Linked DNA regions of Mus musculus: regions 1 and 2 are each linked to region 3. A link is a loop called in an ENCODE intact Hi-C map of the cell type or tissue named here. Cell type or tissue: heart. All regions are shown on one strand. Region 1 has its middle 16 kb from the start of Apbb1ip. Region 2 overlaps Gad2 (glutamic acid decarboxylase 2). Region 3 overlaps Apbb1ip (amyloid beta (A4) precursor protein-binding, family B, member 1 interacting protein).

Region 1 (8,000 bases), 110 kb after region 3:
GAGTAACATGAAAGTCCCCCTACATCACATTGGGGGGTAAGCTGGTGGTACCTCCTATATGGCCAGAGCAGAAGGGCTAGTGAGCAAGGGACCTTGGGCAGCAGCTGACTTGGTGCCTGAAGACTGGAGCTCTCATCGATAAAATCAACCTGCTTGCCCAGAGTAAGTGGGGGTGGGGTCAGTAATGGAAAGGTGAATATTAACCTGATTCTGGCAGTGTTTGTTAGGGGCAGCCACTACTTCCTCTGCGAAAGAATTCTTAAGACTGGTGATGACTGCAAGGAGGATGAAGACAAAGAATAATGGAGGGATAATTCCAGACTCTATCTCGTGCTTTTAGGCAAGGAAGAGAACACACATCCAGAGGTCAGGGTCCCACATGTTCTCTGGGGATATCCAGGGAGCCAATATAGCAGTCTCCTCCAAAAATTGGTCCAGGTCGTGAGTCTTAACCTTGAGACCACGAATAACCAGAAGGATTTTCAGAGACCTAATCTGGGGTTCCTTGATGGCAGAGGGGAGAAAACCCATGATGATGATGAGCACAATTGGAAACCAATGACGAACAGATGTGACAAATATGACAGAGGAGGCGATGGAAGTCATGATGTACTAAGCAGGAGACTTCTTCAGGTGCAGCTCAAAGGCCTTATACTTGGATGGTGTACCTAGGAAGGAAAAGGCATTTAGGAACCAATCCCTGGTACCACAACCTGGGAAACTAGCCCCCATGTCAGGTACCAGGAGGAATCCAGACCAAAAGTGAAAATGAATGGACAAAGACAAAGAAGACAGAAAAGATGGCCTCTGCTTGGTTATCGAAGCACGAAAGCCAAAAAAACCTGAGTTGAGTTATCTGATTGTCTGGCTGATTTCTTTAATTAATGCAGGTGACTGACCCAACTTGAAGGAAGACAGTAAAGATGAAATGAGCTCTTGGAATGTGCAAGAACTCCCCCTTAGTAGACGGTAGACACACATCAACTTGGTACTGGCTTCTCTGTGGGTGAGAGTCCATTTCCCAGAGACAGACATATAGAATGACCAGGGACAGTCCCAGACAGTCCCAGAGTGCTTCCTGTTGAGGGGGTGAGCTCACTGGCCTGATGAATGTGCCTCTACTTTCCTGATACTTCAAGGCCAAGAGCAGGGCCTTAGCCTTTCACCGTCCTCTACCCCCACACATAGTATCAGCCGAGAGGGAAGGAAATGATTCAGGGAAGAACTTTGCAAACGTGTGGGACGAGTGCATTTGCATGGGAGATGACAAAGCTGATAAAGGTTTTGGCCAGTGTCTTCAGGTCTGAAATTAAGGTATTTAACCATTTTGAGTTGACAGTGTGTGTATGTGTGTGTGTGTGTGTGTGTGTACGAGAGAGATAGAGATAGAAATATTATACTATATTTACTTCCCTCCCCTACTGCTATCTCCCCCAGTGCCCTCTTTCTGGTCGCCCCCACACGAGATAGTCTCTTTCTGCTTTCATATCATATATATCCCAACTACCCTCCCCTTTATGCCTTCCACTCTTAAAGCTCTTTCCCTTCCATGTTCTCTTTCTACTTACCTCTCTTTCTCTCTCTCTTTTCACACACACACACACACACACACACACACACACACACACACACACACACACACTTAAATCTGCATAGGAGATGAAATCTGCAGTGTTTGTCTTTCTGAGTCTGGCTTATTGTGCATAACATAGTAATTAACATTTATTTTTCTGCAAATTTTGTCTTTCTTTACAGCTAAATAAACTTTTATTTTGTACTTATAACATATTTCTTTACCCATTGATGCAGCTATAAAATAAATACATAAATGTCTCTGCAGTATATTGATTTATAGTTCTTTGGGAAGATATTGCTGAGTGATACAGCTGGGTTTTATGACAGTTCTGGCACCAGGGTTGTGTTTTTAAACTCTGTCCTGATTTCCCTAGGAGCTGCATTTCCTAACCGTGTAAAAGACTCCTTTCCCACACCCACACCAGGATCTGTTGTCTGTTTTCTCTAGATGATGATTATTCTGACTGGAATGAGCTAGAATCCAAAATTAGTTTTAATTTACATTTCCCCAACGGCTAGGCATTGGGGCAGCTTTCCATCCCTTCCTTTCTTCCTACCTTCCTTCCTTCCTTCCTTCCTTCCTTCCTTCCTTCCTTCCTTCCTTCCTTCCTTCCTCCCTCCCTCCCTCCCTCCCTCCCTCCCTCCCTCCCTTCCTTTTTTTTATCAGACAGAAGCTTTTAATTTTCAATTGCTGTTAAGTACTATTCCTGATTGGTAATTTCTTTTGAACAAGAAACTTTCTTTTCTGGGCCAATTTTTACAACACATAAAGAATCACTGAGCATTTAAGGCTAAGAACTCTTTTTTTTTTTTTTAAGAAAAACATTTTATTTATTTGAGAATTTTATACATTAGTACAGTAGTCACTCCTCCCTCCTCCAACTCATCCCATATCCCCACCACTACTCTCTCTTAAGTTCATGGCCTTGCCTTAATTATTCTATTTGTAATATGTAACCTGCTGAGTCTGTTTGGTGTTGCTTGTATGTACATGCGTTTAGGGATAGCCACTCGCAAGTGGGTAACCTATCAGTGACTCACTCTTGGAGAAGACTGACTGTTACTGCCTGTAACTTTTCATTTAGGAATGAGACCCCCCCCCCCATCTGTGTTGGCATGTCCTATGGTATTGTCACCAAGCAGGTCTTGTTTAGGTAAACATATCTTTGAACCTATAATTCCTGAGTGCAGCTTTCCTTTGTAGATTTAAGGCACCATCTCTCAGCAGATATTCTGTCCCTCTGCCTTTACAGTCTTTCCCCCACCTTCTTATGTGATGCATCATTCATATATATATACACATACATACACACACACACACACACACTATTCTTTGCAGTTTGGCTACTTTAGGATTTCTGTAGTAGTCTCCATCTATTGTAGGAAAAATAAAAACTATTTTTTGAAGAGGGACAAGAGCTGCCTTTATCCATGGATATAAGGATAAGGTTTTAGAATGGAGTTAGAAATTATACTGGTTTAGGAGAGTTTTAGGCGATAGTAGGTTTTAATGGAAAATTTTTCTTCTAGTGGTTGGTCAAGTGAATGCAATTCATCTCCAAACAATGAAGGCTATTGCTTATGCCCTTGGTTCATTCTAGAACCCGAAGGGAAGATTCTATTGTTGAAGACACCACGTACTTCAGATATAGGATTTAGAGCAATTGATCTGGCACCGATTGCTGCAAGCATTTTTGAATATTTATTGGCCATTTGCATTTATTTTTCTGATACTGCCTAGGCAGTTCATCTTGCCATGTACCGATTAGACGATTTGTCTCTTGGTTTTAAGTTTTACAGCCCCATAGGTAGTCTAGATTTCAGTCCTCTATTTGATGTGCACAGTTAGCAAGTGTTCCCCTACCAGCACCTATGCAGGCTGTCTTCACATTGGTGACAGATTCCTTTGTGGGGCAGAGGCTTTATAATTCCAAGCGTTCCCATTTGTCAATTCATGGATTATTATTTCCAGTATTAATGGGGCCCTTTTCATAACGTCCTCTCCTGTGCTGGTATTTTGAAGTGTTTCTTTCTATACATGTTATGGTCTCACATGTAATGTAAAGAAGAGGCTGTCTTCTTTTCCAGTGTATGATTTTCATACTCTTGTCAAAGATTAGCCAGCTACTGCTCTGTGGGTTTATTTATTGGTCCTGTACTCTATTTTTCCCAGTTCACCAGAGCTGTGCTCCCTTTAGTAGCATCTCGTCTTTGCATACTCGTGACCTCTGCTGGTCACATTTAGTTTTGCAGTTTGTGGTCAGCCATGTCCTTCTAACTCTCCTGGGATAGTTCATATCCCAGTTCTAACTTGGGGAGTAGGGGTATCTCTTAATGCATTGGGAGTTGACCAAGCAACCGAATCTGTATAAGGCAGACCTGTCTTAATATTTTCAAAATCCCCTAAACATTAGTCATCCTGCTAATGGGGTGGTGAATAGATATGTCTGTGGAGGAAAAGCACCCCATGGGAGCTTCCGGGTGTTTACACTGTACTGCAGAGAACCTCACAGCAGATAGGTGGCTTCAACAGATGAAGAGCTGTCAAACGCTAGACTTCTTCCAGTTGAGGAGGTCCGCTTCTACCACTAGGAGAGGTGCATTGCCCTATATACTTCACATCCTGAACTGAGCCTCTGGCATTTGTTCCTTTTGCTTTTCCAAATGCATCCCAGGGCTGTGCAGACCTCCTCCCCAAGGGATGTGGCAAGTTGAATTCAGGCTCCTTAATTTGGGATTGCTCCATAATGTAGATCCTCTTTAAGACTGCACTCCCGCATTCACTCTGTGTCATAGCCAGGGACAAGATGGAATTCATCATCACAGTTGATCATCCCTTTGCTAGAGGAATCACTGTCCTCCAAAACTTACTGTATTTGGACATTTGTGTGAGCTACAGGTTTGGCCTGAGGGTGGGACTGTCAGTCTCTTCATCCAGGCTACTTGGCTTGTCATTTGAATGAGACCCCACCTTTTAAGGTTCCAGGTGAGGAGCCACTTGAGTAGAGTGTACTGGCTAGTTTTGTGTCAACTTGACACAGCTGGAGTTATCACAGAGAAAGGAGCTTCAGTTGAGGAAATGCCTCCATGAGATCCAGCTGTAAGGCATTTTCTCAATTAGTGATCAAGGGGAAAAGGTCCCTTATGGATGGTGCCATCTCTGGTCTAGTAGTCTTAGTTTTATAAGAGAGCAGGCTGAGCAAGCCAGGGGAAGCAAGACAGTAAGTAACATCCCTCCATGGCCTCTGCATCAGCTCCTGCTTCCTGACCTGCCTGAGTTCCAGTCCTGACTTCCTTTGGTGATGAACAGTAGTACGGAAGTGTAAGCTGAATAAACCATTTCCTCCCCAACTTGCTTCTTGGTCATGATATTTGTGCAGGAATAAAAAACCCTAAGACAGTGGAGCAAAGTTTAGCTTCCTTCCCCTTCCCCTCCATCTCTCTCAAAGTATCATCTTTATGTCCAGGTGACCTGTCACTCCCTTTGAACATTAATAGGTCGTTTCCTCTGCTTCCCTCTTGGGAGTAGAGCCTTTGTTCAACACATCCATGAACAATGGATGAACAACGGGCAGGTGTACACCGCCTAATCACTGAGCAGCCATGTTGGTTATTAGGTCAACTGTTGCAGCATCACTCTGCTTGTGTTCAGGTAACCTTCATTTTTACTAACAATGACCTCAAAGTACACTAGTGGTAATTTTGTTACATAACACTGTTATAACTATTCTACGTTTAGTTATTACTATTAATATTTTAAGGTGCCTGACTTATAAGTTGAATTTTTTCAGAGATGTGAATTCACAGGAAATGTATACTAATAGGGTCTTCATACCAGCTGCACGTTTATGCATCTGCTGAAGGTCTTAGAATTGCATATGGGTTAATCTTAATTTTTTTATAAAGCATCTACAGAAGTTTCCTCTACCTTTCTTTCCTCCCCTTCTCTCTCCCCCTCTCCCCCTCTCTCTTCTCTCCCCCTCTCCCCCTCTCTCCCTCCCTTTCCCCCTTTCCCCTTCCCCCTCTCCCCCTCCCTCTCTCCCCCTCTCTCCCTCTCTCTCCCCCTCTCCCCTCTCCCTTTTTCCCTCTCCTCTTCCCCCTCTCCCCTTCCTCCTCTCCCCCTCTCCCCACTCTCCTGCTCTCTCTTCCCCTCTCCCCCTCTCTTCCCCTCTCTCTTCCCCTCTCTCCCTCTTCCCCTCTCTCTCCCTCTCCCCCTCCCTCTCCCCCTCCCCCTCTCTCCTCTCTCCTCTCTCCTCTCTCTCTCTCTCTCTCTCTCTCTCTCTCTCTCTCTCTCTCTCTTCTGTCTTTACCCCTGCATTTCTATAATAAAGCTCTAAAACCATAGAGAGTCTCTGCTCACCAAGATCCGCTGCACTCACTCTTGTCAGTGTTGGGAACCTCTCTTCCCTCATCCCTCTCTCCTATAACCCTGGTGGCTTTTGCAAAGTAGCTCAGGAGTAGGTAGGGCTGCCCCTTGACCACCCCCTGAAGAGTGGGTCAGAGGCTTGAATGCCCACCCAGGGCTGAGTGGAAAGTGTATGGTAGCTCTCTCTCCCATGCCTGACAGATCAGAGACTAGGTAAAACTCTGGCGGGGCATGGGTTTTTCCTCCCCCCTCTTCCCCAAGGCCCCCATTTTAGTTCCCAACAGATGAGAAAGAGAGAGTCTGTGTGTGACTGCAGCCTTGAGTTGGAGTTGAGGGGCAGGCAGATGGGGCTTCTGATCTGTGAAGCTGATTTTTTAAATTCTTATTGATTCTTTGTGAGTTTCACATAATACACTCCAGTCCTGCTCATCTCCCTATCCCCTCATCTCTGCCCTCCCCTTACAATCTCCCCCCTAATAAAAACACACACACACATAAGACCACCACGACCACCACCACCACCAACAACAAAGCATAGACAACATCTCATCATAGAAGCTGTGGTATGTCACAGTGTGTCCCACAGTATATACCTCTCTCCCCACACATCTTCACTTGCCAATGTTCATTGCAGTCAGTCATTGGTCTGGTTCCATATCTCTGGCTTCTGTGACATCATCAATATGGATCCTCACTGAGATTCCTCCCAGTTATTCTGTTGTTACCCTGTGTCATGGAGATCCTGCAGCTTTGGATCAGCAGGCCCTATCACATGTCCCAACCATTCTCATATGATATAGACGTTGGGGTAGGCCAACTCAGAGCGCTGGATCTGGGCCTGGGTGATAGCTGAGCTGGTTAGCTTGTTCCCTTATCCATAACAGCCAGGTGACTCTCTCGCACTGCTTAGGCTAGACCCATGCCTCCAGAGTCAGTTCCACTCTGCTGCCCAGTCAAGGGCGTGCCCACTCTCCCAAGTGCTGCAACTGTAAGGGGCTGGCTCACCTGTGCCTTCACCATCAAGGCCAACTCCACCGTGTTGCCCTGTCGAAGTGCAGGGGGCCAGCTCTCCCAACTACCATAGATGGCTGCAGAAGTGAGGGGGTGGTCAACCCCTCCCCACCTTGCACCGATATCACCTCAGAGCCAGGAGAGTGGTGGGGCTAATCCTTCCACTTTCTGCTCCCTCACTCCCAAACCCCATCTCCACCCTCCTCAACACTCCCCTGCCCTTCAAACCTCTGTCCTTCCCACCTTTCACCTCCTCCACCAGGGCCAGCATAGTTCCTGAGTCATTGAGGGGTAGGGCCAGCTGACCTCCTCTCATGACTCCAGGGTCCAGCTCTCCAGAATGCCAAAGGTGGGAAGGGGCAAAGGGTAGCATCACCTCCACAACTCATGACACCATGAGGCCGATTCTTAAGCTCACTGCAGCTGATGCCTTTGGTCCTGTGTGGGATTTACTCTAAGAGGCAGCATGTCTACCATCGTTCCCATTGGCAAGAAAACAAGAGCAAACTCATTATGTGAACGTTGAAGTCACTAAAACTGTAAAGTTTTAAAATAGGAATATAAGATGTGTTTGTAGTAGGGTTCCTTCACAGAATCTTTATTTATAAGTCATGATTACTAATTACTAAGTCATAATTACTATTTCTCTGGATAGGCTTTACTATGTAACCCTGGATGGTTTGGAACTTGCTATGTAGACCAGGGTAGCTTAGAACTTGGAACTTTGAACAGAGATTTACAAGCTTATGCCTCTTGAATGCTGGAATAAAGGTGTTCACTACTACACTTGGTTTCTTAGTAGCTTTAATATAGCACTTCATTTTTTTATGTATTTAATACTGTGGGAACTAGCTTATTATGGAGTGGCTTCCAACTGAGTATATTTCAATATTACCAGACTCTTAGGATCTAGGGAGCTTGACTGAAGTAAGCATATTGACTGTGAGTGTCAGGATGGGCCTAGCTCTAAGATTACACAGAAGTCGGTTAGAGAAAGTACAAAGGTTCATAGGAATAAGTTTTATGGTCTAAAGACAATGTTCACAAA
Region 2 (8,000 bases), 230 kb after region 3:
CCTTCACCCCTATGTTCCAGTATTTTTGGCATGAAAGATGCTACTAGAAGAGAAAAGTAAAAACCAACTTATCCAAAACACATTGATCTGCAATGGTTTCCTGACTATGTTATGCTAGGGCAATGGTGGCACAGATTGTGGGAGTAACCAACAAATGCTTAATTTGACTTAAAGCCCATTCCACAAGATGGAACCCATACCCATCACTGCTTGAGTCACCAAGGATCTGAGACTAGATAGCCTAGAGACCTAGGGTAAAACCAAATATTACTCATATATTGCTACCTCTTTTTGATGAGCCATTTTTGAAATGGCTCCTAATACTATGCTGCTATCCTCATGGATCAGGGGACAAACACAGAGACTCATAGCCAGACACTATGCAAAGAGTCAGAGACCTTGGAACACTCAGCCCTAAATAGAATATCTCCAACAAATCCCCCCCTGCAAGACTCAGTGAGCTCTGTGGAAGATGGGGTGGAAAGAATATAAGACACCAAGAAGATAAGGCCCTCTAAATCAACATGAGCAAAGGTCATATGAATTCAGAGGGACTGAGGCAGCATACACAGGGTCTGTATGAGTCTGCACCAGTTCTTCTGTGTATATTCACACTTGCCATGTTTATGAAAAAACAAATAGGTTTATTCTCATTACTTGTTGAAGTACTTTTGGACTGTCAAAGAATAATCAGACATATTATACATTAAAAAAGAATACATGTGTCAAAATGGAAATTCTATAGCCAGAGACAGTTGGTATACTAGGTAAGGTTCATAATAAAATTATCATTTTAATTTATGTGAATGGAGAATTAAACAGATGAGTTGCTTTTCTTTCTTTTAGAAATGAAAGAATGGACTTCAATTTTATAATACAAAAAAAGTATTACAAAAGCAGTCTGAGAGCATGCATAAGCTCTGAGCTTTTTAAAACACTTTATCAAGTGTGAGGCTCAAAAGCTAATTCCAAAGGCAGAGAGCATAGGGTGGCTTGCTGCTGGAGCAACTTTAGAGAGCCAAAGAAAAGGATGTCTAATGTAAAACCATTTTGAAGCTGTAGTATTGGGCAGTTTGAAGCTGACATACAGAACTATGTAACTATTTAGGGATCTGAATCTACATCAGGGAAATGGGGACATGAAAGATTATGGTTATTTTACCCATATAGAACCTTTAATTAAATAGAAGTCAACTCCTGATATGGGTCAAATCATGAGGCTTGGGTTGGCAACACTTAGTCTTACGGTGTTGGATAGGTTACTGCAGAGTTGCTCCTTTGTTGCTGTGCACAGCAAGAGCTGTTTGTTATATGAACCAATTGGAACATTGTTTTCATGCCTACATGGTAGCAGAAGGGGTAGTATGTACTCTTTGAAGGGCACAGGAGGAGCATTAAGTTCTATACTATGCTATCTATAACAAAGAAGACCAGACTTCTTAGCTTCTGTCTAGCTAGTACCCTGGTAGGCAGGAACCAGTGCATGGCAGAGATCTGGCTCAAAGATCAGAGAGAAAAGACCCCTATGTCATTTCCTTAAGGTACTGGTGATGTCTAATCTTCATTGGTGATTTGACTAGATTTAGAATGAGGAGCATAGCATTTCTAAGTGTGACAATAAGAGTGTTTCCAGAGATGATCAACTGAGGGGAGCGAGACCATCCTGTAGTGGGGAACACTAGTCCATGTACTGGAAGTGGGTACAGAGCAAAAGCAGAGAGGAGAAAGCTTGTCGATCTCTGCTTCCTGGCTCATCATGATGTGACTGCTCTGCTCCACTTTCCTTCTTACCACAATGGACTGAATTGTCTGAAACCAGGAGGGAGATTAAGTCTTTCCCTAGACTGCTTTGTGCTAAAGCATAACTAATACAGTACTAAGTGAAGTCAGGCAGCTTCCAGTTAAATGGCTAAAGGCACCACAAGGGTTGAAACTATCTGTACTGACTATTTTTGTGTCAACTTGACACAGCTGGAGTTATCACAGAGAAAGGAGCTTCAGTTGGGGGAAATGCCTCCACGAGATCCATCTGTAAGGCATTTTCTTAACTAGTGATCAAGAGGGGAGGTCCCCTTGTGGGTGGTGCCATCTCTGGGCTGGTAGTCTTGGTTCTATAAGAGAGCAGTCTGAGCAAGCCAGAGGAAGCAAGCCAGTAAAGAACACCCCTCCATGGCCTCTGCATCAGCTTCTGCTTCCTGACCTGCTTGAGTTCCAGTCCTGACTTTCTTTGGTGATAACAGCAGTGTGGAAATGTAAGCTGAATAAACCCTTTCCTCCCCAACTGCTTCTTCGTCATGAAGTTTGTGCAGGAATAGAAACCCTGACTAAGACACTATCTAATCCCTAAAACCCCAGCTTTAACCAGGAGTCCAACGGGGCCTTGTAGAGTTTGGATTATATAAAGCACTGCATCAGTGATTTGGAAGACTTGAACGTCACACTGCCGTTTCTTTTGCTCCTATCCCTCATCATACAGTATTACAGACACATGGAGAATGGGATCTGGAATGAAATATATTCTGCTTTGGCATTGGAGAGACATCTCAGTGGTTAGAGATCCAGGTACTGCTCTTGCAGAGAACTAGAGTTCAAGTTTCCGTACATATCAGGTGGCTCACAAGTTCCAGGGTGGTCTCTGGCCTCTGTAAGTAGCAGTATTCATGTGCACATACCCATAGACAGATATACACATAATTAAAAATAATTCGTTAAAATAAAATATATAAATTCTGCTTTATCTTTGACGTTTCCCTGGATTTCAGAGATAAGGAGCATATCCCAACGGACAGCTCAGCTCAACTCAACTTTCCCCTCATTCTCTCAAGATATGTTTCCTGGAAAGAGGACATCCAGAGAAAAGGCATTTCCGGGCGTTATTCATTCAATTGGGCCCTTTGATACGATCTTATGCTCAAAAGAACATAAACACATACATGCTCTGATGTGAACGCGATGAGCCTGGGCACTGCTGCCATCCCCTTCTCCTTGACTTCTGGAAACATCTTATAGCGGGCAATGAGCATGGCATACATGTTGGAGATGGCGCCACCTAGAGGGCACAAAAACAGTTACTGTTTCCCATTCTCTATCAACAAACACTTCTCATGCAAGCAGCACTTGGGATTTCCACTGACCTAGAGAATAGGTCAATTGCTTGAACCGTGGGTCACAGCCCAACATGAGAGCATATAACTTAATTTGGTGGGGAGAAGAGTCTGAAAAGTCGTGAACAGTAAAATGTTTCTGAACACACCAGAACCAAAAATTATTTCAAAATCAACCATATATCATCCATATCTGGGATGTTTCTGACAGTGTTCAACAGTTCATGTCACATCACACAATGCCACTGTAACCTTGGTTCTAAACACACATCATGCTCACTTTGCCCTCTGCATCATGGCATGCAATGCCAATGCTGCCTAAAATGTCAGTTATGAGATTATTGTATGTTATGAGTAGCAATGCATTTTACTGTACATACAAAATGTCTGCTGTTACAGAAATTTAATGGCTTAATTATAGAAAACAAAGATTACTATTTCTCCATTATTTGGCTTAACTGGTACATATTTGGATGGTATTATATTAGAATGTTTGATTTTAAAGTTGCTGTTTGAGTTGCTGACATGAGTTCATAAATAACTGATGAATGAATATTGGTTTTGAACTCAGACAAAATTTTCAACGATTCCTAAAATGACCCTAAATATATTTCTGCCATTTGATATTGAATATGGATGCAATGTGGCATTATAATGCACTGATTATTATAAAATCAAAATAAGGAGTAACTCTAAAAGTGGTGACACCTTTGCATGGTGTAGTATCAAGTAAACACCTAAGGTTTGATTATTTCTGCAAACTAAACATATTTATCTCATTATTTTGCAAATTCATGTTTGTCTTTAATAAGTCCAAAGGTATCATACATAAAGAATTTAAAATAAGGTTTAAGACTTATTATCAGTGAATGTTTTATATGTATGATTATTTATATGTCTAGCCACCCAGGTAGACTACAAACTTCGCAGGTAAAAAAGGAGTCACGAGCAGGAAAATGGAGGAAGCACTGGCCTAACTTCCAGGGAAACCCTTCTAGCTCCTATAAAGTCTATTCTCAGATTAAAGATACAGCTAAGAGGGATCAGGAAAGCAAACTGGGCCTCAACTACAGTAAGAGAAGCACTTTACATGCTGAGTGTGGTGGTGCTCGCACTCAAGGTGGGTCTGGGCTACACAGTGAGTACCACAACAGCCAGAACTACAGACACCCTGGAGAGACAGAAAGACAGAGAGGGAGACAAAGAAGGAGAGGGAGCAGGGAGAGAGACTTCAAGGGGAATAAAAGTCTTATCATATAGCACAGGCTGGCTTTGAACTCATGATTCTTCTGTCTCAGCCTTGCAAATGTTGAGATTCATGTATGTACCACTATATTCACCTAGAAGAGACTTTTGAAAAAAAGATTTTTTTCTTTCTTTTCTCTCTAGTTTATGTGTATAGCCACTCAATGTTAGGCCTGTAAAATCCTTATATTATGATGGTGGCAAATAGTTATTTCTTTTCATTTCCAGCAATGTCTTGACCTTGGATTGAGACAGGTAAGCTACTCTTTATTCTGCAGCCTGCTAATGGTTCCTGTAGGATGTGGGATAAACATCCACACCCATCTCCCCATCCTCTGTTGATTCCGTCTAAAAGTTCTTTCTCTCAGAGATAGTCCTGAGATACAATTGCATTCATTAATGAAATGCTGCTGACTTCAGCTACATGTAGAATTATATTTCTTGTATTTCTCCAAGACTGTCAAGGTTTTATATGACTAAGTTTTACTCTGCTCTGTAAGAAGGGTCTCACTTCACAAGCAATGAAACTTTCTGCAGAACTCTTCAGAACCTTAGAACTTTTGCTCTCTAGGAACTATGAAGGCACTGAATAGGCTGGCTTAGATGAAACCAGAAGGCAAAGTGTTCTCTCTCTGCCCCACTCCAAGAACGAAACTCTTGGGATTACTTCACGGATGGTCTGATCAGTCCTTTCTTCTAGTTGAGGATCAGGCAGGCTCTGCCAAGTTGAAGAGCCTATGCAGGGCCTTATGAGGACCTTTGCCTTATGAGCCCTGGGCTCTAATACAGGCAGGGCACTGGGTACAAAGCCACCAACCAGCCATTGGCATCTGTACAGTCAGAATGCAGGCAGTTGCTACCCTGTTAGGTCCTAGAGATTCAGGATAGTAGAAAACAGATCAAGTATGTTTGGATCAGATGCCCAGGACAGACTGTGTGATGCTGAACTCAAAGGAAAGCTTTTGAGCAAGTTTCACTCTAGCTTATGATTTCTCAGTCTTAGCATTCACTGATATGTTGAGCTGCAGAATTCCTTAAAGAGGATTGCCTTAAGTAATGTTGGGTAGTTAGCCTCATTCATGGATTCCAGTTGAGAACAGTGTTTTCTCTCAAGCCGCTAACAACCCAAAATATCAATACATTCCAGTTGTTCTTTTGGGAGGGCAATACTGGCTCCCTAGTTGAGAACTGATGCTCTCGATACATTTCTCAGTCTGGTGGGGGTTGGTTGGTGAGTGGAGGGTGGTGGGTGGTGGTGGGGGATGGAGGGTTAGAGAAGGAAGGGGAATATAAACAAAGAAAGCACTCTTCATGTGTAATTATTCAAGAAGCTTTCAATCCTGGTCTCTTGCTCCTCATTTCCCATCTCTGTCATCCTACAGCTAAAAGGCTTTGTAGCTCTGAGGATGATGATGGGATTTGTGCAAAACTACATGAAGATGAAAAGAGATGCCCAAGTCCTACAGCCTCTAATGATTACATTAGGAAAAGAACCGAGACTAAGGCAGGCCTTTTCTCCCTCAGGCCTTATCCTTTTTGACCTGCCAAAGATTAGAGTGCTCTCTGCAAGTGTAGGTAAAGCTCATATACAGAATTCTTCCAGGAATCATGAGGCAATTTCGGAAAGGATCAAGTTCCTGGGTGTTTGTGGTGTGGATGAACAGAACTGAACAACAGTCGAAACAAATTAAGCATTGTGTCCGAGTCAAAGATCCAACTCTGAAGATTGATTCCCAGGACCAGAGGAAACCAAGACTCGCGTGTGAACCTACTTTTTCTGTTCCTGTTCCTTGAATCATTCAACTCCTTAATCTAGGAGCAAGGCTTGCTGTTACCTAGTACAACTTTTACTAGCAACTAAGGATGCTATATACCATCACTCTTCTTGTAGGAAGTTGATCGGAAACAGACCTACATTGTTTTCTGTTGCTCTCCTCTCCAACTTTGGAATATATTATATATATTATATATTACAATATAACACTACATCTATGGCTTTTACACCATGGTTAGAACATATGAGTCTTCAGACTCAAAGGAAGAAGCTCCATAGCTTCCACTGATTTGCCACCATCCATTATGTCATACAGAACCTAGCAGAACCAACAATGAGGATTTCTTGGGGTGTATGTTTTCTGGGTCATATAGGTAGGTGCCAAGACAAGCTAGATAATTAGGCATGTCCCCTATTTAGACTAGTAAAAATTTCATAGTCAATAGATTCCTACTTCTGTGAGCTATGAAAACTGAACCATGATGTTGCTCTTGGTACATCTTAAGAACAACTCAATCCTACAATCAACCCTGTAAGAGAATGAATAAGGTAGAAATGATGTTGACATTGTAACCCTCGTAACTGTACCTAGTTCTACATGAAAATATGTTCTAAGCATCAATATCAGACAATAAAGACAAATCCACAAACTTAGCAGGAAAGGAGAATAAGTACTAAATTGCCTAGAAAATGAAAGAATCCATCACAACTAGTGTTCAATGACTGCTTTTAAAGGCTAATTTTCTGTTCCATTTAACTAACACTTTTCCCTTTAGAATCTGAAAAAAACATGCTATGTACTTAAGTACATGAAACAACATGGTGAGATGGTTAGGCAGACGTATATAAGTCTTGTCCTGAGGTCACTGCTGCTTGGTCATTGTTTCATCTTCAGGCCCTCTCATCTCTCACTGCCTTTGCAGGCTTGCTTAAGAGGGATCTGAATCCAGCCCGGCTGTGTCTGGCTGTGCCTGGTAGCTGCAGGGGTAACTCTGGTCTCTCTTTTGCCACCCATCCATAACAGCTTACTGAAGACTGGCTTCCTCTCACTGGTTAGGTACCGCTCTGCTCTGACACTAGGCTTCTTTTCCATGGCTCAGTGACTTATTCCTTTGCCTTACCTTTTCATCTAGGAATCAAGTCAAGATCACAGCATTTTGCTTCATGTTGATTTTCTGGGCTTGGAGAAGTGTAAATAACAGAGCTTTAGCATGCAGTGGCTGGTAATCAAAGGCAAAATGGAAAAGATAGGGTGGCATGGTAAAGAGGAGAGAAAATACCTCAAAGAAATCAGAATTTTCTTCTAGCTCTAAGAAACCACCTTTCCACACACTCCTTGCCCTCCTTGAAATTAGTCTAAATCCACTTCCCTGCTCATTTTTCCAGGGACTAGAGAAAAGAGGGAATGGGCTCTCCGGAGGGAATGTAGCTCGGTACACACCTTCGCACACTGAGTGTTGTGTTAATTGATGCTTTCATTTCACCCATTCCGAGAAATGCAGCAAGGGTGAATTTACTTATTAGTATTCTTTTGAACAGCACTATCCATACATGTTATATGCATGGTCATGGTAGAAGTACAGGGCGATATCATGTTAGACTATATTCTGCTGAGCACAAGTAACTGGCATTTAAGCATGGGATTAGGAAACTCCAAAGTGTGTTCAATGGACTAAGCCACACTCATTATTTTCATAAATGCAGCTTAAGTGACCTGCTCATAAACACAGAATAGATGTTTATAACATAGCATACCAGAAGAACAAAACAGAGGAAAAAAATGAAATATATATACCAGGAGAAAAGATTCCATCGCCAGAGCCCCCGGGCCAGCCAATGATTTCTCTCATTTTCTTTAGTGTAACATATTCTAGCAG
Region 3 (8,000 bases):
ACAAAGAAAGCACTAGTTAGACTTAATGTCTCACCAAAAAAAAAAAAAAAAAAAAAAAAAAAAAAAAAAAAAAAAAAAGAGTATCTGAATTGAGAGGGGATTCACGGGGGGTGGGGGATGGGAGATGGGGGATGGGGAGGGAATTATGGGACATAATATCACCAGGTTTCATTGTATACATGTATGAAATTCTCAGGATAAAAAATAATATTAAAAATTGCTGTTTGAGTTGCTGACTTGGTTCATGAAATGATTAGAAGGATCTTAACTTGAGATTAGAACAGAATTTCCAGTGGTTTCTAAAACAGCCATAGTCATACTCCTGTCAATTTTTACACTATGTATTTGTGCAAAAAGTGGTGTTCTTAGCAACAATGACTACAAAATCAGAATATGGATCAGCTCTAAGAAACACTGAAGATGTTCTATGCCCTGCAGTCAACTATCCAGCCAACATTTAATTTTCTGTGTTAAGAAAACAAATAAGCACATGGTAGAATTACATGCACCTAACGTTTGTGTGTGTGTGTGTTCATGGTTCATTGTTAGTTTGAATTGTATTGCTGTATATCAGATACTAGCTTCTATCTATATTCCATGCTACCTCCTCCCATGTTTAGTTCCTTGAGCTATGAAATGGGGGATTGTAATCTACATGCTGTGGAACAGTTACAACCTGTACGTTTTGTATCGATGATTCAATCAACCACTGACCTTTGAAAATAAGTGGCTTTTATTGAACACATGCAGGTTTTTCTTTGTTGTTTTGTACTAAACACTACAGTATAACAGTACTTGTAGAGTGCTAATGGGCTTCCTAGAATTGGTCTCAGATACCAAAGGGCAGTTCTCTATGTAAAGCAGAAAGCTCACTGGGTACCTAACCTTAGTGGCTGGTCTTCTTAAAAATACCAACAAGACAAGGTTTTATGCCTTAACATGTAATGCCTGGCATGGGGCATGAGACTCTAGCCATCCTGTCACTGCGGGAAGACAGCAGGGCATGATCAGATATCTTCTGAGTATCCTGCTTGACACTAAGGCACCTTGCATTATATTTATATATAATATATTTATATGATATTTGTTTTTTGATAAAGCACACCTCCTTTTAGCCCACCCTAAAATCATGATCATCACATTATTTATGGATTTATTGTGAAAAAGTGGCCAAAGCTTTGTGAAAAGTCACCGGTAGACAACCTAGACACAAGGATTGTAGTGTCAGGGAAATGTTAGCAATCCCCCTAAAAAACAGACAGGAGCTGATCTTATGAAATCACAGTAGGGCCTTTATTCTCTTTGAGCTAGCTTGGGTCCCTCAGCACACCACCATCACACAGGATGGTTTGGTGGAGAAGGAGCACGGATGATCTACCAGACAAGACTTTATAGAAGGCTATAAGTGAGTGTGCAAGCATCTAACTGGAAAGTTACTATGGCCTTTAACATAATTGGCTGGTGCTGCGAGTATATCATAAACTTAATTTCTGCTTCACTCTGTATTGGTGGTCATTAGGCAGGGGGAGGGCTTGTAACCTGGGGGTGCAGGTTTGTTGGAGGAATAACTTGGAGACACTGGTCTTGTTTGGGTGTAACCTGGAGACTGGAGCTAGGCTCCGGTTTTGTTGATGTGTGAACATGAGTGTTTTCTCTGCTTTTACCTGTAGAAGGCTGAGCTGGCATCGGTGTACCAACAGTCCCCAGGTTTGTCCACCGAGAGGCAAGTCCAGCTCTTGCCACAGCCCGCTGATAGTTATCATAGAGAGTCTTCCCATACTAAGGAGGGAATACAGAGAAGAAAAGAAGGAATCCATTTATTTAAATTTTGCACTCAACTGCAAGATACATATTGGAAGAAAAAAAGGTGCCATTATTCTCATCCAAGTTGCATTTTGGGGGTATATTTCATTGATTGCTCTTTCAAATGTTAAATAATTCTCTAGATTAGCAAAATTAGCAAATTCTCCCATCTACACACTAGAGGACAGGGATAGCCACAAAATGCCAATCACAAAATTCTGATCATGTAACTGTTGAGTTAATCGGCTTCGTTTGCTCTCTCCACTTTCTATGGTGAGATGGAACTCAGGACCCCACACATGCTAGGCAAGTGCTTTACCATTAAGGCACAGACCTTTGGCCTGGTCTCGAGTTTCTTATCTGCACACCTGTGTTTGCAATTCTCCCTGTGAATATGAACAGTTGTTTTTTTTTTTTAAAGTCAACTCTGATTCTCTTGCCAGAGGACAGGTGTGTGCTTGTATGGCAGTAAGTGAATGACTCCACTTACTGATGGGTAGAAAGAAATCAAGAACAAATAGACGAGATAACATCTGTACCCAGAAATGCTGAAACGTTGGCCTTAGTTAACAAGCTTCTTGGCTGGCCCAAGAACACATGAAGGTGAGCACATACTCACCTTGGCGATCCTTATTCCCATTACCCATTGACTGAGAGTTCTTGCGTCATCACAGCAGAGATACTTGATATATTGAGATTCCTTCTGAATTTGAGGATGCTACAAAGAAGCAGTTTTGAAGACAATTAATAGATGCAATTTATTAAGAGCCCAAACCACTGTTTGAAAAAAAAACTCAAAGAAAAACTATGACAATATATATGATTTACTGAGATGGTGGCAAAGGCAGTTTTAGGATCAGGAAGAGCCGAGGTGTCATTATGAAGCCCAGGATGGCCTTGAACTCATGATTTTCCAATTTAGTCTTCCTGATAGCTGAGATCACATGTTAGCATACCCAGCTTTTAAGAACTGCTAAACTGGCAGCCCCACAGCACAAGTCTGCAACCTCAGCTACTAGAGAGGTGTCTGAGATAGGAGGACCACCAGGTTGAGATCTGCTTGAGAAATGTAATGAGACCCTACCTCAAAAGTAAAAGGTACTGAAAAGGCTGGGTGTATAGTTCAGTGGCAGCATACTTGCCTATCATCTGTGAGGCCCTGGGTTCACCCCCCAGCACTATTAAGAAAGAGGCCCAACTCTGATCAGATTTAAGGAGCCTGTTATATGCTTTAACCATAAGGACTTCTTATATGTCAGTAATAATTGTATTTCTCCCTTCTAAATGCTGAAATCCGTTATATATTTTATATGTCTGTTCCTCATTGGAAATCAGGTTGCCTCTCTATCATATAAGGGGCTTACCTAGTAGGCATTTTACGTTACAAAACTGGTGCTTATAAAATTAGTTTTATTTGTGCCAAAATTTAGTCCAGGTGTCATTTCTTTCAACAAGAATACAGAGTTTTGCAATGATCTATCGCTCTTTCCTAATGGTGGTTTCACATCCACTTGGGCACATCCTCTGCAGGCATGATGGCATTCAGAGTGTTTCTATCTGTCCTTAAGTGGCCATCAACAGTGTGTGTACAGGGGTTATATAGGCCCCCAGGAGTTTACAAGAGAACACTGATGTGGCAGACACAAAAAGATTGCAACTCTGTTTCTGGATTCTCTAGTCCCTGTAGCTTTTGTTTCTGTTTGGCTTTTACATATTCAGCTCTCTATCAGATGGGAACTTTGCCTGTATTATTTTTTTTGGAAGATCCCTGGTGCTTAGCACATGCCTGGCATGTAGTAGAACCTTAATCTGGGTGTCAAAATAATTTTTTAAATATATAAATAAGCATAGTATTTACTCTTATATCAGAAAAGTTGAAGTCATTGGGTCAGAGGCTGGTAACCAAACCTAGGATCTGAAATGTGTGTGATGTCAATTTTCATGGGCCATTGTAACTTCGATTACATTTTATTGTATAAAAAAATACCAACTAAAACAACTGTTTTTGTGTGTGTGTGTATGCACGTGCGTGTGTGTGCGTGTATGTGTTTGTGTTTCCTTAGAGCAGCCTTATGAAGCTCAGGTTGGCCTTGCTAGTCTGAGCATAAACTAGTGGCACTAAAGATCAGAGCTATCAGGAGATCTAGGAGGCTTCCATTGGCAGAAACGGGCTGAAGCCACAATCCCTCTCTACGGTGCTTCATAGAGCTTCCACTTGCATTGAGCAAACTCACTGACCTTTAGGAAAGTAGTTAATCGTCAAAGGTGATCTGAGCTTTTGAGCTATGCCTTTAATATGCTGGAATATGAGGGAGAGCATATGGTGTGGTTTCCCTGCAAGCTTTGTGCTTGTTGTGTCCCACATCGATCCTCTGCAAGACACATAGTCTGCAAGGGCTTTAGTTATTTCTAAATTTATTTATTTCTGTGTTTAAAAATGATAAAAATTGATATTTGGAGAGCTTCCTGTTTATTTCTTTATCCACTAGAATTTCTGAGTTTATATTGAGTCATTGAAGACAGCACTGTATTTTAAAGATACTACAGGAATAAAACAACAGAAAATGTAAAGGATTCCTGTCTGTGGTCTTTTCTAGCAACTGAGAAAAGTTGACCCTTTTAATTGGATTGCTTCCTTTACTGACTCGGAATTTGCATCAGCCTGGCCTGGAAGCCAGCTAGTTCCTTGATTGTCCCTCTTAGATTCCTCTTTCCTGACGACGCCAACCAGTATGCAGACTGTTGCTGTAGTTCTCCAGTTGCGCCAGGAGATGGCGGCAAACACTTTTGGATGGCTGCCCCACACTGTGTTGTTCCTCTCCTGGGCATATACCCAGAAGATGTTCCAACTGGTAATAAGGACACATGCTCCACTATGTTCAAAGCAGCCTTATCTATCTATTTATTTATTTAAATTTTTAATTAGGTATTTTCCTCATTTACATTTCCAATGCTATCCCAAAAGTCCCCCATTACCCCCCACCCCCCACTCCCCTACCCTCCCACTCCCCCTTTTTGGCCCTGGCATTCCCCTGTACTGGGGCATATAAAGTTTGCAAGTCCAATGTGCCTCTCTTTCCAGTGATGGCCGACTAGGCCATCTTTTGATACATATAGCAGCCTTATTTATAATAGCCAGAGCTGGAAAGAACCCAAATGTCCCTCAACAGAGGAATGGATCCAGAAAATGTGGTACATTTACACTTTGGAGTACTACTCAACTATTAAAAACAATGAATTTATGAAATTCTTGGGCAAATGGGTGTATCTGGAGGATATCATCCTGAGTGAGGTAACCCAATCACAAAAGAAGTCATTTGATATGCACTCACTGATACTTGTCATGATATTAGCCCAGAAACCTAGAATACCCAAGATACAATTTACAAAACACAAGAAAATCAAGAAGAAGGAAGACCAATGGGTGGATACTTCATTCCTCCCTAGAATAGGGAATAAAATGTCCATGGAAGGAATTGTAGAGACAAAGTTTGGAGCTAAGACGAAGGGATGGACCATCTAGAGACTGCCCCATAATCAGCCACCAAATGCAGACACTACTGCATATGCAAGCAAGATTTTGCTGAAAGGGCCCTGATATATCTCCTGTGAGGCTATGCCAGTGCCTAGCAAATACAGAAGTGGATGCTCTACAGGATGGAACACAGAGCCCCCAATGGAGGAGCTAGAGAAAGTACCCAAGGAGCTGAAGGGGTCTGCAACCCTATAGGTGGAACAACAACACGAACTAACCAGTACCCCCAGAGCTCGTGTCTCTAGCTGCATATGTAGCAGAAGATGGTCTAGTCGGCCATCATTGGGAAGAAAGGCCCCTTGGTATTGGGAACTTTATATGCCCCAGTACAGGGGAATGCCAGGGCCAAGAAGTGGGAGTGGGTGGGTAGGGGAGCAGGGCTGGGGGAGGGTATAGGGGACTTTTGGGATAGCATTTGAAATGTAAATGAAGAAAATATCTAATAAAAAATTTAAAAAAATAAAATAAAAAGGAATCAGGTGATAACAAAAAAAAAAAAAAAAGAAGTTCTCAGATTTCAGTACTGTAAACCTTACGCCAATAATCACGTTCTAAAGGGGATCTTGACATTGGAAACATCAATCAAACCAAGTAGTGTGGTCCAATAGCATTGAGTAACCTAAACGTCAGAGTGTTCAAGTGTGAATCAGGCACTTGGTAGCTAGAATGTGACGTTCTGTAGATGTCTGCAGCATCCTCAACAAAGAAATCTGCAAAACCAAATCAAGGGCTCACCGTTCAGTACCAGGACCTCAGATGCCCGACTTACAACAGAGTCTCTGCTCTGACTAACATGTGAGCAGGACATTGGCCAGTAATTAATATTTAAATTCTTCCTATGAAAGCACAGGGTGAGCTCGAGGGAATGGCTCAACAACTGATAGGGTTTGCTCTTCAGTCATGAAAACTACCAGTGTTTGGATCCCAGCACCCCCATAACAAGCTGGGTATTCCAGCTCCGAGTCGGGTGGGGTTTACTGGCTTCTACCTAACTGAGAACTGAGGTTCAGGTTTAGGAAGAGACCCTGTTTTAATGCAATAGACATAGAGTCTTAGAAGAAGATGTCAGATGTCCTCTTCTGACCTCTATTTGTGTGTACTTGCACACATGTATACACATACATTTACATAGATACTACAGACATGTAAAAATCAGTAAAATCACGAAGAAGAAAGTGTCTAATTTTTCCTTCAGAGATATTTAGAAATTTGATATTGTTACCTTTAGTTTACTCTTAATATTAAATATTCCATTTTTTGGGTTTTGTGCATATCATAGGAGTCAAGCAAACTGTGCAAAGTGCACCAGTTATTTGTGTCGAGGTGTCCACTCCACTTAAGAAGCACAGTGAACTATTTAAGTATGTTATTCACCTAACTACAGGAAAACGTGGTTGTACCCAGAAATCAGGTGGCTTTTAATATAAAATAAAGGGCCACTACATTTCTTCCAATCCTCTAACTTCGTGGTTCTGAGGTGAGCTATCTGGTTGACACCAAGTTCACACTTCAGAGGTTCTTCGGGCTCTGTGACAAAGTCTCAGAGCCTGTCACAATGCTAGCCTTGGTCACCTCACCTTACTTACTTCTGTATAACTCAGCCTTTGATTGAGAAATTACTTACAAAAGGGCTTAAAGAAAACACAAAATCAATGCCAACCAGCTGGAATCTTCCTCGTGATCCTTGTCTCTGATCTTGAATAATAGAAGCTCTGAGTGTGTAATGTCAAGGCCATTGCAGAACATTCTTGCTAAAGGGGATCCTAATGTCCTCTAAACTCACAAATGAGGAAAGAGAGCATCAGACAAGGTTAAACAACTTGACTTGGGGTAAAGGTAACATCAGGATAAAAATTAGAATAAAATCCTCTTTTGTTTAAGCCCTGGGAGTTGACAATATAACCCCCAGGCATGTAAAAAGATGGAACGCAGAGACAAATGCCAACAAAAGTGTGGTTATTCTGTGATTTCATAATAAAAGTTTGAAAAAGACTGAAAAATCATATTGAATGAGTGTTAGAATGTTTGGAGAATGTCAATAAATTCCATGGAAGGTTTGGAAAGAGGCAGAATCTAAGGTGGAAAGGAGCTGAGGCAGGACTGTTTCTAGGCTCTGGTGTTACTGATATTTTAAAACTGCAATGATGCTGAGGTTGACCTAGATGATGAACTTAAGGATGACCAGACAAAGGAAGGAGTAAGGAAGACGCTGATAGAAAATCAGGACTGCTGCTTCAAGGATTGGAAGATGAAGGGATCTGAGGCTGATCTCTCTGTTCAGAGCTTGGTAAAGCACGTGGCTATTACAGATCTGTGTCCGCTGAAAAGTAAATGCCACCTCACTGTGTATGAAGCAAGTTTGTAGATGTCAGGTTAAGATGAAGTTATATTGAACTGGTATATGTCCTAAATCCTATGACTCTCCTTCCTTACAAGAAGATGAAGAGAAATAGATGCAGGCACACACAGTGACAATGATGACCGTGCGCTGATGAACAAGGGGACTAGTGTCATGTAGCTTCAAGACAAGGAATTCGAGGGCTGTTGGAAACTTCCAGAATCCTGGGGAAAGGCATAGAACAGATGGCTCCAGACTTTTCAGGAAGTAACTCAGCTTTTTTTCTTTGTTCCTTTTTAAGACATGATCTCATGCTACCCAGGA

Evidence for each region. Peaks named below come from ENCODE experiments on the same cell type or tissue, not always from the same donor. Only the 100,000 strongest peaks of a DNase experiment are listed, where the experiment ranks them.
Region 1: a loop joins it to region 3, with 8 times the contacts of the local background. A loop is called at or near these places in 37 of 42 quality-filtered maps.
Region 2: it touches region 3 in a loop (3-fold over the local background); 8 of 42 quality-filtered maps call a loop at or near these places.

The regions. Positions count from the first base shown.
Region 1 is chr2:22,754,578-22,762,577 of GRCm38, reverse strand. It overlaps a transcript of Apbb1ip not described here. Among named protein-coding and RNA genes, the nearest start is that of Apbb1ip, 16 kb to the left of the region's middle. In heart, a CTCF peak has its summit at 3,796 (motif pointing left); no DNase peak of the experiment used is centred here.
Region 2 is chr2:22,629,979-22,637,978 of GRCm38, reverse strand. It overlaps Gad2 (glutamic acid decarboxylase 2), which reads right to left. Exons shown (of 16, transcript NM_008078.2): 6 at 7,919-8,000; 7 at 2,934-3,049. Among named protein-coding and RNA genes, the nearest start is that of Gad2, 12 kb to the right of the region's middle. In heart, a CTCF peak has its summit at 3,050 (motif pointing left); no DNase peak of the experiment used is centred here.
Region 3 is chr2:22,861,414-22,869,413 of GRCm38, reverse strand. It overlaps Apbb1ip (amyloid beta (A4) precursor protein-binding, family B, member 1 interacting protein), which reads right to left. Exons shown (of 14, transcript NM_019456.2): 11 at 2,423-2,521; 12 at 1,665-1,779. Among named protein-coding and RNA genes, the nearest start is that of Gm52503, 28 kb to the left of the region's middle. In heart, a CTCF peak has its summit at 4,565 (motif pointing right); no DNase peak of the experiment used is centred here.